Regions from separate parts of the Homo sapiens genome. Here region 2 is linked to region 1. A link is a contact called in ENCODE Hi-C or POLR2A ChIA-PET data. All regions are on one chromosome and are shown on one strand. The core of a region is the stretch at or near the end of the contact, and the rest is flanking DNA. Distances in the headings are between cores, read along the strand shown.

Region 1 (3,548 bases), core at 347-2,846:
CTGCCCCAGAAAGCCCCATGCCTTCCTCGGGAAGGTCACTCACGGGTAAGCTCAGCATGGCTGTGACGGGTCTGGGTCCGGTGATGCTCAGCTTGGGAGACTCCAGAGAACCCGCACGTGGGGCCTAGTGCCCGCAGACACCCGTGGGGTCGGGGGTACTGTTTGCTCTCCAAGCCACCAGCCAGGTTGTGCACAACGCCAGGACAACTCTTCAGGGCTGAGACACGTGGCTTCCCTGGGCCCAGCACCTGGGCAGCACGTTCCGTGTGTATGCCCTGAAATCACACCAACGCATGCAGCCAACCCCGAGACTCAACCCCAAGGCCAGGACACGGGGCCAGTCCTGGAGCAGCACAACGGGGTGCCCAGCTGTGACCCTGCCTACCCGGAACCCTGAGTCTGGTGGCACTGGAGGCTCAGCATCACAATGATCCTTTCTTGTGTTACCAAAAAAAAAAAAAAAAAAAGTTTAACAAATACAGGCCATTGTTCTTACTTTTTAAAAAAAGGACTGACTGCTTAGGGGACTGCAGCCATTTAGCCCTGCCTGACCTCCAAGAGTGAAGGGGCAGAGTCCCCACCTGTCACCATCTGCAGGACAGCCATGCGCCGCTGCACTCTCTTTGGCTGAGAACCTCCAGCATTGGTTATAGGCCCCACTGTGGACCCAAAGTGAAACTCTGAAAATAGAAATAAAGCAGCTCATGCTCCAGCAAACAAATACTATGATTTCTGTCTACTGAAAGAAATGAGTAATCAACCTCTCAAAAGTCAGAATTCAACTACAGCATGTTCACAAAACCACTCACACTGCCCCCAGATGGGCACAGATGTTGACTCTGCATCTGTTCTAATTTTCCTCATGAACCTGTGCCCACTGGGGTAACAGGAAAAACAAACTGAACTGTGTTTAGCATGAGCTGGTAAACTTAGTCTGTTTGCAATGATAGAAACTACTCCAGCTTAAAACAAACACTCAGCCCCTTAGCAGAGACGTGCAGATGTTCGGATTTGATTGCCCTCTCCGGCTCCATGGCAAGGTGAGGCCTGTGCTCTGGATAGAGTGACCATCACAAATCATCTTCCAAGACGGGCACTTTTTTTTCATTTTTAGAAACAAGTGCCTGGTTTAGAATGCAATGCGTGTAAAAATAATGCAGTGCTGTCCGTGTCCCCAAACCATCCTCAGGTAACCGTGGTTAGCAGTGTCCTTCCAAATATGCTCCCTGCATAGAGGAACCTTGCACACATAGGTGAGCTTTTTCTCATTATTACTTGGAATTACAGCATGCATCTTATTCTATAATATTTATTTTTTAACCACTCAGGTCAGATCAATCCGAGATGTGTTTGAGAGAGAAAGAGGGCACTATTAATAATTATGCCAGTAGAGCAGGTGATGTTTGTTCACCCTAGTTAGAGAGGAGAGGTGTGGCTTAGGAAAACTCATGGCAGAGCAGACAGTGAGGCCCAGTTTGTATCCTGTATTGACATGCCAGTCTGTGCAACAAAGCGGCTGGGTTGGGCCGCTTCCTGCACTGTTGCCCTCTGAGGTGTGACTGGCCTCCTCTGGCCTTTTGGGGTGATGCACTGCAGACCACGGTGGAGTCTGAGGACCCGGAAAGTGTTTTCTGGTTTTGATGACTGATTCACACTAAGGCTTGTTTGAAGCCGTCTGAGATCTCTGTGTGCCAAGGCATCTCAGTATGGCTGTGTGCCCTTCATGTGGCTCGGGGAAACTGTCAGGACTCCAGGGTGCGACATGCAGGCCCCTGCACCCTACAGCCCCGCCTTGGGTTTAACTGTCATCCACTTGCACTGTTTTGGGTGTGGTGCTGAGCTGGAATTCTCTGGGACCAGAAACTTCCCCTTCCTCTGCCCAGAAAAGTGGACAATCAAGGTTCCCAGGCTCACTGATCTGGGTATTTCTAAAGCCTCTCTCTTCCTGCTTGAGAGCTGTTTCTGTCCTCAGAGAAGGGATAAACTGAAATCCCAGATTTTGTCATCCTTGATCTCCCTCTCTTTCCCTTCCTCCTGCAACCTCTCAGTTCCAGAAAATGCAGGCTGTCCATTTCCTCCAAGTCAGAACCTCCTGCTAAGGATGCCACTGAAGGACTGGAGGGATTTTTCTAAACTGATCCGGGCCTATGATGTGGGTCATCTAATTTGGTTTTTGACCTACTAAGAAAACCAGAAAACCCTCTCAATAGCAATCTGCTTTCCAGCTGATTATCTTACTACAGACATAAACAGAAATTCAACGTGATGGTCAGCGTTGAGCAGAGATGCCACGGTGTTGGTGGGTACTGCTTTTCCCCTGAAGCGCTCCACTCCAGTCTGTCAAAGGGCAGCAAGCCTCCAGTAGTTACAGAAATGGTAACATTGCCAAGATCTGCTTCATCCTTTGGCTGTTGAACGGGTGGCTTATGGCCCCTGAGCTCACGACAAGGAAAGAGAGAAAGAAAAGTGAAAAAGAGGGCCCCCACCACCTACCTACCTGCTGCTGTTCCAGCTCATCAAAAACAAAAGTCTAAAACAGTGGCTGGAAAGTACCTTGCATGATCCCTTCACAGAAACAATAGAGAGGAGCAGCTGCACAGGGACCACGGGACACCAGGCAGACATTCTCCCATTGCTTCTCCTGCCTTTAGCATCCTTTTATCTTGCTTCTCCCATAATCCAAGCATCAGATCCCATTTCCCTCTGAATTCTCCTACTTCTCCCAGCACTTTATAAAACCGAGTCCTGTCCCCAGAGCCCCAGGTCAGTGCTCCCGGCACACCCAGCAGGAAACAGCAGGGTGGGGGCCAGGCAGTGGGTGGAAGGGGCACAGGAGTGGGAGAAGGCAGGCCTGGGGCTGAATCTCGGTGCAAATGCGTGAACTGCAACAATTTATTTATTCCGAGTCTCAGTTTCCTTATTTGTAAAATAAGAATATTATCATCTACTTAATGGGCTGTGGGAGTTAAATATGCTCAGGAGTGTGTAACTGATTCTCTGTGAAGAAACCTGTCCTTGTGTGAAGAAGCCAACCATGCTTTTGTGAACAAATGTGCACCTGAAAGAGCCAATCCTTCAAGATAGATCCTGAGCTGCTAACTGGGCCTACGTTTATAACAGAGCCAAGCGGCCCTTTGCTGGCTAGAGGTCACAGATGTACTCTGAGTTCTGGGGAAACCTACACCTATGTTTAACTGTGGACTTTCAGAGCTTGCCTGAACCAACCAATCAGAGCTCCCCCACCTTGGCCAATCAGGGCCTAGCTGTGTCAACCAATCAAAACTCAGCTGCATTGATCAATCAGAACTAAGCAAGTTTGAATCATTTATTTGCATAAACAGACCTGATTTAGAACCTACAAAAGCCAAACCCTCTCTTTGTTCTCTGAAATGCACACCTTCCTTATACAGGAAGACAGTGTCTCCCCAGTTTGCAAACTGTTCACTGTAAGAAAGTGTCTTTCCTCCAAATTCCTTTTCAGAAAACTTTTGTTCAAACTTCAAACTATGTAGCTGCCCACAAGTGCCACAGCTGAGCTCTGGGGACAT
Region 2 (3,548 bases), core at 379-2,878, 220 kb before region 1:
TTATTTTTTATTTATTTTTAATTTTATTTATTTACTTTTTTGAGATGGAGTCTCTCTCTGTTGCCCAGGCTGGAGTGCAGCGGCGCGATCTCGGCTCACTGCGAGCTCCACCTCCCGGGTTCACGCCATTCTCCTGCCTCAGTCTCCTGAGTAGCTGGGATTACAGGTGCCCGCCACCACAGAAGGCTAATTTTTTTTGTATTTTTAGTAGAGATGGGGTTTCAACATGTTAGTCAGGATGGTCTCGATCTCCTGACCTCCTGATCTGCCCGCCTCGGCCTCCCAAAGTGCTGGCATTACAGGCGTGAGCCACCGCGCCCGGCCTACTCATTTTTATTTTTATTTTCATTTCTTTTTATTTTTTTTCGAGACGGAGTCTTACTCTGTCGCCCAGGCTGCAGTGCATTGGTACGATCTCAGCTCACTTCAACCTCTGACTCCTGGATTCAAGCAGTTCTCCTGCCTCAGCCTCCCAAGTAGCTGGGATTACAGGCGTGAGCCACCGCGCCCAGCCTATTTATTTTTATTTTTTATTTTCATTTCTTTTTTTTTTTTCGAGATGGAGTCTTACTCTGTTGCCCAGGCTGGAGTGCAGCGGTACAATCTCGGCTCACTTCAACCTCTGACTCCCGGATTCAAGCAGTTCTCCTGCCTCAGCCTCCCACGTAGCTGGGATTACAGGCGTCCGCCACTAGGCCCTGATAATTTTTGTATTTTTAGTAGAAACGGGGTTTCTCCATGTTGGCCAGGTTGGTCTTGAACTCCTGACCTCGTGATTTGCTCGCCTCGGCCTCCCAAAGTGCTGGGATTACAAGTGTGAGCCACCGCGCCTGGCCCATTCTCTCTTATTTTATTGTGGCAGCTAGAAGTTAGGTGGCCCGTGTGCCTGTCAATTCCCTCCACTCAGTCATACAGCTCATTGATACATTTTCTATTTTCCAAGTTATCTTGGGTTTCAATGTTGCTAAACTTCCCACCGCTACACAAACCTGTCTTCCTTCTTCCAGGTTTCAACAATATTTTCATCATATTTATTGAAGGCCTCACTGACAGACTTCTCAAGGCCCCTCTACCTTCTATTCGCTGCCTGGCCCCAAAGCCAGTGCCACACATTTTAGGTTTTTAACTGCAGCAGCACCTATGATGTTTCCAAAATCTGTATCATTAAAGTTTGATCAGAGAAGCAAAACCACCTTGAGCAAAACAAGGAATTTATTAAAGAGATTAGGATACACATTGTTATGAAAGCTGCAACCTGCTGCCCCTGTGTCCAGAAGTGGGCCTGAAGTCAGCAGGGCTGGCAAATGGATGTGCAGTGGGAGAGAGTAGGCGTGAGCTGCACCTGCAGGGAGGAGATGGAACTCCTGTGGATGGACTGAAACTGATGTCTTCCACGTCAGCCTCTCAGGCCTCCAACACTCCAGCGCTGATGATGAAGATGACCTGCAGAGGAGCTGGTGCCCTTCACCATGGAATTGCTCATAAACCCAAGATTCAGTGAAGCTGAAGAAGCAGTTCTGGTGGGAGCTGGAGGAACTGCAGGCACAGCTGCTGCCCTGTACCAATACATTGAGCCAGTGGCTGCCTGGCATTGTGTGTGAGCCACCACAGCGCCTGGCCCTACACAGACTTTGACTGTAAATATGACTGCTGTTTCACTTCTGCCTTCCAAATTTTGCTCAGATTTTCTGAGAAACATAGTTCAGCTTAGGTACATTGACACAGTACAAAGCCACCGCAGTGGCTGGTTAGGGAGGGATTATGAATGCAGGCTGAGAATGCACGGGAAGCGTTTGTCTATTTATAGAGTAGGTACCATTCAAGGATTTATGTGAATCAGGTGCAAAGAACTCACACAAAGATGGGGAAAGTTAGTACTTAGAAATCAGTGATACTAGATAACCAATAAATAAAAATAAACTTATTTTTAGAAAATAAGAAAATAGAAAAGCTTTAATAAAATAGTATTGGGCCGGGTGCAGTGGCTCACGCCTGTAATCCTAGCACTTTGGGAGACTGAGGTGGGCGGATCACCTGAGGTCAGGAGTTCCAGACCAGCCTGGCCAACATGGTGAAACCCAATCTCTACTAGAAAAAACCACAAAAATTAGCTGGGCGTGGTGGTACGTGCCTGTAATCCTAGCTCCTCGGGAAGCTGAGGCAGGAGAATCGCTTGAACTCAGGAGGTGGAGGGTGCAGTGAGCCAAGATCGTGCCATTGCACCCCAGCCTGGGTGACAGAACAAGATTCTATCTCAAAAAAATAAAAATAAAAATAAATAAATAAAATAGTATTGAAATGGTGAATAATACTATTTCAGCACATCCTAAACAGATCATGCAGATAGTAAGAGGTTTTCTGCATGAGTTTGCTAGGGCTGCCGTAACAAAACACCATGGACGGGAGCTTTAACAACAGAAATTGATTTCTCACAGTTCTGCAGGCAGGGTGTTCAGGACCAAGATATTGGCAGGCTTGGTTTCTCTGAATCCTCTCTCCTTGGCTTGCAGGTGGCTGTTTTCTTTTCTTTTTTCTTTTTTTTTCTTTGAGATGGAGTCTCACTCTGTCACCCAGGCTGGAGTGCAGTGGCGCAATCTCAGCTCACTGCAGCCTCTGCCTCCTGGGTTCAAGCGATTCTCCTGCCTCAGCCTCCTGAATAGCTGGGATTACAGGTGCCTGCCACCACGCCCAGCTAATTTTTGTATTTTTAGTAGAGATGGGGTTTCACCATGTTGATCAGGCTGATCTCAAACTCAGGACTTCGTGATCCACCTGCTTCGGCCTCCCAAAGTGCTGGGATTACAGGTGTGAGCCACCACGCCCGGCAGCTTGCAGGTGGCTGCTTTCTTGCTGTGTGTTCACATGGTCATTCGTCTGTGTGTGCACACGTGTAGTGTCTGTGTCTGTGTCCTAGCCTCCTCTTCTTATAAGGACACCAGTCAAACTGGATTAGGGCCCACTTTCCTGACCCCCTTTTACCTTAATTCCCATTTTAAAAGGCTTATCTTCAAATACCATCACATTCTAAGGTACTGGGGGTTAGAGCTTCAATATGTGAGTTTTAGGGAGACACAGTTGAGCTCATAACATTTTCTATAGAACAATCAAGTTTGAGACATGCCACATGCTATATTTTCTTCTTGGAAATTTGCAAGGTATATATGCATATGAATGACTGTGCAAAGTCCTGGAAAACATCCAGTATTCATCTTTCACACTCTCCCTGTTTGATCCATTATTTATTGATAACCTTCCACTGGCTTCCTTTATGCATTGGCTGAGTGCATTGAGCTGCCGCATGGAAATATGATCTGCCGGCTGCCGCTGGCAGTCAGGAAGGGAAGGTGGACATGGAGAGAGCAAGCAAAAGCTGGAGTCTCAAGGAGATGAAGTGGAACCCAGGGCTGTATCTCATTAGAGCGCATGTTGGCCTCTCATCACTTCCAGGCCTCCGGCTTTGAAGATGCTCGGGGAGTTGCTTTGGAGGGCTACGTGGAGAGAATGGGATTGGTAAGTGGGCAAGAGGGTTGGTTCTTGCTGGATGGAAT

The links. A loop is a pair of places that touch in the nucleus more often than their neighbours do. ChIA-PET counts read pairs that join two places held with the same protein, here RNA polymerase II (POLR2A). Pooled maps may share reads with other maps.
Region 2: a loop to region 1 is called in a map with no recorded cell type, with 5 times the contacts of the local background. The contact joins two enhancer-like sites. A Hi-C loop is called at or near these places in 18 of 37 single-sample maps with no recorded cell type and 15 of 50 pooled maps. POLR2A ChIA-PET finds 5 or more read pairs at or near these places in 9 of 52 experiments (AG04450, GM12878, activated B cell and 5 more).

Annotation. Positions count from the first base shown.
Region 1 is chr4:184,280,564-184,284,111 of GRCh38, reverse strand. The region is part of intron 1 of LOC105377582 (a long non-coding RNA gene); the gene reads left to right. Among named protein-coding and RNA genes, the nearest start is that of MYL12BP2, 32 kb to the left of the region's middle. RefSeq lists enhancers at 317-436, 577-836, 1,237-1,286, 2,237-2,386, 2,407-2,476 and 2 more. Within about 2 kb of position 1,596, at least 15 of the 41 ENCODE cell types and tissues checked have a DNase peak (open chromatin) inside an H3K27ac peak, as active enhancers do; they include GM12878, where a contact is called at or near this core.
Region 2 is chr4:184,504,836-184,508,383 of GRCh38, reverse strand. LINC02427 (long intergenic non-protein coding RNA 2427) reads left to right here. Exons shown (of 3, transcript NR_147158.1): 3 at 1,008-1,924. Among named protein-coding and RNA genes, the nearest start is that of LINC02427, 31 kb to the left of the region's middle. RefSeq lists enhancers at 1,311-1,520, 3,360-3,548. Within about 2 kb of position 1,628, at least 6 of the 41 ENCODE cell types and tissues checked have a DNase peak (open chromatin) inside an H3K27ac peak, as active enhancers do; they include GM12878, where a contact is called at or near this core.